Linked DNA regions of Homo sapiens: region 2 is linked to region 1. The links are chromatin loops, found by intact Hi-C in ENCODE. Cell type or tissue: mesothelial cell of epicardium. All regions are shown on one strand. Links, peaks and the distances in the headings refer to the core of each region. The heading gives the core; the rest is flanking DNA. Region 1 has its middle 48 kb from the start of LINC02272. Region 2 overlaps PDGFC (platelet derived growth factor C).

Evidence for each region. Hi-C counts contacts between places; a loop is a spot of excess contacts. Peaks named below come from ENCODE experiments on the same cell type or tissue, not always from the same donor. Only the 100,000 strongest peaks of a DNase experiment are listed, where the experiment ranks them.
Region 2: it touches region 1 in a loop (21-fold over the local background); 1 of 110 quality-filtered maps calls a loop at or near these places.

Annotation. Positions count from the first base shown.
Region 1 is chr4:156,593,466-156,596,299 of GRCh38, reverse strand. No RefSeq gene overlaps it. Among named protein-coding and RNA genes, the nearest start is that of LINC02272, 48 kb to the left of the region's middle. In mesothelial cell of epicardium, for the core only: a CTCF peak has its summit at 2,477; a DNase peak (open chromatin) is centred at 1,453.
Region 2 is chr4:156,891,259-156,894,092 of GRCh38, reverse strand. The region is part of intron 1 of PDGFC (platelet derived growth factor C); the gene reads left to right. Among named protein-coding and RNA genes, the nearest start is that of PDGFC, 79 kb to the left of the region's middle. In mesothelial cell of epicardium, for the core only: no CTCF peak of the experiment used is centred there; no DNase peak of the experiment used is centred there.

The DNA.
Region 1 (2,834 bases), core at 147-2,646:
AGAAGCACATGAGAAACTTTCACCCTGGGTATTTCTGGTCCCACTGGAGAGGAATACCAGGAATGCGGTGCCTCAATCTGTTCTCACAAGACTTGTGGCTTGAAATTCACACACCCACAAGGTTTAGATAAGAGTCTACCCTGAGCTTGGTCCTTGTGGATGCTTCTCTAAGGCTTAAGAAGCATTTCCACCTTTCGATGGGTCTCCATCCCCATCTAGGCTGATATTTGTGCAGTGCAATAGTTGTTTTCTCATTAAGAAGAGGAAACAATGAGAGTGATGGAGGAAAAGTCAATGAAAAGCATGCCCTGCTTTGCGTTAAAAAAAATTTCTGGTAAAAATGTCAGTATACAACACATAAAAATTTCATTGACCTGATTCTACTCTTTCCTACTTTTGTTCCCACCCTACCAATAATCCTGTTTTGGAAGAAGGCTGCTTTACATAAACTCTAAATCTTATTTTCTTATGAGTGTTTTCTCGTGAGTCTTCTCACTCCTTTCTTTTGCTTCATTGATTTTGTAGAAAGGCTGCTTCAGAAATCAGCCACCTGCTCAGATTGCCTAGATGATAAAATTAAGCTCTCAACTGGTGTGAGCAGAAGTTTCAATAAAAAAATTCAATTCAGAATTCTACTCAAAGGTATATTGAGTTTAGACCATGGGATATGCTTTAGCTTCAGAACTAATTGCTTCTCAGGGAATCAATTATGTTAGGTTGATCAAATGTGACTGTAGGGGGACATGTATGTTTATTGACCAAGAGTTATATGGCAGGCACAATACTAGCTGCCAAAATAATGGGAATGGCTCACATTTATATTGTGATTACAGTGTACGGTCATGTTCTAAGCACATTGATCCTTACTACAAATCAGAGAAAATGTTGCTGTTGCTTTTTCTATTTTGTAGATGAGGAAACAGAGAGGGGTTAAAACATCTTTACCAGGACACACAGCTGTATGTAGCAGGACTGGGGTTTATACCTAGCATTTTGGCTCCAGAATTTATGCTCTTAATCACTCTACTGTGGTGTGTTTGTGTGTGTGTATGTGTGTTCGTGGGTGTGTATGTATTTTGCAAACAGTTTTATGAATCATTGTTTGAAAGAGGATATTTATTTTTGCCCCTGTTCAGTTATTTTCTGTTACCAACTGTATTACAGTCAGTACAGACTGTTTTGGTGTGCAACACATTACATCAAATCTTACTGGTTTGAAAAAAATGAATATTTCTGATCAGATCATTTCTCTGAGTTAAGAATCAGAGCACACCTACCTCGCTGGGTTTTCTGCCTCAAAGTTTCTTATAGTGCTGCAGTTTAAGTGTTGGCAGGAGCTTCAGTCTTATCTGAAGACGTAACTGGGAGAGGATCCTTCCAAACTCATTCTTGGTGGTTGTCAGGCTTCAGTTCCTCACAGGCTGTTGTTCTGAGGGCCTCAGTCTCTTGCTGGCTGCTGGCCAGGGTCCTCCTTCTGGTACTTGCCATGTGGGCTCCCCGTAGGCAGCTCACAACATGTCAGCTGGCATAAAGTATGATTTATTACAGCAGATATAAAATGTTTGTGTAGAATAAACCTGTTTTACTAAAATAGGTTAATTCTGTGGTGTTTATTCATTTGAACATAATTTGTATATTTTAAAGGCCCATGCAGTCATCTGTTTGGTAAAGGTGTTAGAAGGTAGTGTTTACTAGCAACATGCATGTTTAGAAAGTCTTTTCTTAGTCTTCAAGTAGCAGAGTCTACACTGTAGACCACACAACAGGTGTGAAATCAGCCTTTGTTAACTAACTGAATTTCTCAATCAAAACAAATCAATTCCACTGTATTTTAGATTATAAGTGAGTTATAGTCGGTAAGGATAAAGATTATTTCTTTATTTGTTTACATTTATATATATATAGGTTAAATACATAATTAAAAGGAAATATTTAAAGTTCTGACTCTTTCAAGTATTCAAGCATTGCTAATGTGCTTTAACCTTATTCATCCTGCACTCTAGATACATTTTTTTTTAAAAAAAAATGTTTTTTGTGTGTGTGTGATCACAGCATAGCCATTTATAAAAATAAGTTTCCAACTTTCCAGAGAACACAGGTGACAAGTGTTATTTGATGTATAAAGTAAGAGTATCATCAAGATGTTTACCTTCTTTCATTTATTGAGAATTTCTATGGATGAAGATTTATGCTCAGCTCTGTGGAGGATTCAAAAATAAATCCAGTCTCTGCCTCGTGGAAAGATTTAGAGCATTGAAATCAGAGAAACACAAAGTAATGTACTATAATTTCTCTGGGCTTCAGTTTTCTCATCTGTGTAACAAAACAACATTAATACTAATTTAATGTTTTATAAAACACTTAAGCTACATAATATATGTGATGTTTCTTGAACGTAATGAAGGTTTAATAAACACAACTGCTCACCTTGCATCTCTATGGCCATGTCTACTTGTCACTATAGGAGCTAGTAGGGGAGAGAGGACAATGGCTCAGATAATTGAAGCACAAGGTAGAGAGTGGCAAATGCCATATGAAAAGTAGATAAATTAGGAGTTTAGAAAATGAAGATATGTTTTTTTGGAATTGTTTCAAGATGATGGACTGAGCATATTACACAGACTCTGGCTCCCCCAATAGACCTTTAGAAAATATGGAAAATATATTGTTTGTGGAAAGTTAAGTTAAAAATGAGTTTAAAATAATTTGGATTGTTGTAAAGGATAGATTTTTTTTTCTGTATCTTTTGTAAGTTTGAGTTTCTGCCTATCCTGTGGGAAGGAGTCTTCATATTGATGGTCACTCTAATTCTGTCTTGGATGACTTAATAAAGT
Region 2 (2,834 bases), core at 109-2,608, 300 kb before region 1:
TGAATGTGAATAGCTGATCAATTAGTATAACCATTATTTTGAGGCACCTGATACTTATCAGTCACCTTGGAAGATGTCAGGGATGAAAGGTGAATGATACATGGTTGTGAACTACAGGAAACACACAGTCTAAGGAGAGGCTTCAAATTCTAGTTGTGTGAGAGAAGAAAACTAATAAAGAGAAAAAAATTATGTAACCTTTGGCATGCTTTTTGTGGATGACTTTAACATATAATGTGTGTTTATGTATAATATGTCTATAAAATTCGTATTTTCTAAGATAAAGTTTTGAATTTCTAAATTATAATTATTTTGATTGCCCCTTCAGTTTCTTAGTGTGTGTCATTGCTGGTCAATGAAGCATACTAACAGACCAATCTGAGCAGTAATTGTCCTTGCATAAGCAAGATTTTTTTTTTTTTTGATGGTAATGAGTGATTTCAAAAATACGTTTAGGCTGGGTATGGTGGTTCTTGCCTGTAATCCCAGCAACTTTGGGAGGCCAAGGTAGGAGGATCACTCGAGGCCAGGAGTTCATGACCGTCCTGGTCAACAGAGTAAGACCTCGTCTCTGCAAAACAAAATAAAATAAAATAAAATAAAAAACTTAAAAAATCATGCACCTATAGTCCCAACTGCTCAAGAAGCTGAGGTGAGATTGCTTGAGGCCAGGAGTTAGAGGCTGCAGTGTGTGATTGCCCACTGCATTCCAGCCTAGGTGACAGACCAAGACCCTGTCTTAAAAAAAAAAAAAATCTAGTTAGAGCATTTTTTACTTGTTGCGTCTATATGGTCTGTCTTACCATAGATCACCTGAACGAAGTTAAAATATGTATTGCTACTACTTAATGTAATAAAGAGAATAGCTCTTCTTACATTAATGAAACTAGGCTTTCTTCATACCTTAACCTTCCTTTTTTTCATTAAAATTCTCTTGGTGACTCACAGAAAATTTAAAAAGAATTATGACAAATACTGTTAGTCTGTTTCCAAATAGAGGATATTGCAATGTCAAATATAAGGGGTAGATCATTGAGAAGGGATTTTATAAGGTCCTGGTTAAGACTTGTCTGGTGGTATGTAATAAATCTGTGTGGTAGGGGTGGATAGTGAGGACCTTGTCAGACATCTGCCAGCTATCTACATAGTTTCACTCCAGTGCACTTAATAGGAAGGTCAAGTCCTCTAAAATACCAGCAAGTACCCAGATGTTAAAGCCTAGAATCTTGCCTTGGACGTTTGACGTAAGAAGTATAACAGCTTTAGTGATAACTATTGAGTGCTTCAACTGCAGCAAATGATACTGTGGTTCAACATGCTTATGCAGTTCAATTTATGTCATCAGCTGTAGAGAAATTATAAATCCAACCAAAATCCTTTGCCTGAATGGTTCTTTTATGGAATTCCTCTAGTAAGGCATGTTTAAGTTTCTATTTATTTTAAATTTATTATATGTTTATAGTTTTGTTTTCTCTAACTTTTCCCACCATAATAATCCTTTGGGATTTTTATATCCTTTTTTTGGATTTCCATTTCACCATTCATCAAAGATTAGGACAGCATTCTGTTATGATTTATGTTTCATTTCTATTTGAGAGTTGTGGTAAAAGAAATGGTGGTACCATCAGGAAATGAAAAAAATAATAATTAAAAGTGGCAACAACAAAAATAAATAATAAATCTTAACTAAGAATGTTTCTGGGGAAGAAACCATTAATTTTGCTTTTGATGTATTGAGTTTTAGTTGCTATCAGGATTTCCAAGCTGAGTAGAGAAGCATGTATCAGTTTTGTTAATTATGCTTTAATTAATGTATAACCTACTGAAGAAAACTCACTGTGATTATTGCAACAATATCTGCCACTATTGGTTCCCAGCATTTACTGGTGCTTTATTTATACTTTTTATTTGTTTTATGAGGTAGGTGTTATTTTCCCTCATTTTATAAAAATTAGGTATTTTAATTGATTCGGATTATATAGCTGGTAGAGCTAGCATTTGAACCCAGTCAGGACTATGTTTAGAGCTTACACAAGGCTTCTCCTTGACCTGAAGCCTGTGGCTCAGTAAATGCTGGTTTGATACACAACCAGCACGTACTTCATGTCTAGAATACTGTATTCATTGTTATCATGGCATTTTGAATAAGAGTACTAGTTTGGGTTTATGTTCCAGTTATTCAGTTATAAAACTCTTTAATGTACATTGACACCCATGGCAAGTTTCTTTTTAGGGGGAATGATCACTTGTAATCAAAGCTTTACCTTTGGCATTATGAATGGTGAATTATTCTACTATAAAGCCAGCTACCTGTAGTCACCACTATGTCTTAGGACACATATTAAAGCGAGGAGAAAGGTTTATATTGTTCAGCTGAATCTGTACTTAATGTTATTTATCTGAACACTGTAAAAGTTTGCTGAAAGGTTAATCTGAGGTTATTTCAATTTGTCTTTTCTTACTGGCAAGGTGGAAAACACTGTTTCTCAAAGCACTTCCTAAGACTTTCAGGATAATGTCCTCAGCGATGCCAAACCTCACTGAAAAGGATTTGAATGTAAACTCCAATAGAGAATCATGCTAGTCTTAAAAATTTTACCCTGTTCTTATAATCTCCTGAAACACTTTGTAAATTAAATTTAGTTCACATTTTTACCAAAAATCTTGTGCGTGTAGAGGCACATGCTGCAAAACAACATTTTGGTCAACAACAAACTGCATATACATATGAAGATGGTCCCATAGGATAATAACACTGTATTTTTCCTTTTTTTTTTTTTTTTTTTTTTTTTTTTTTTTTTTTTTTTTTTTTTGAGACGGAGTCTCGCTCTGTC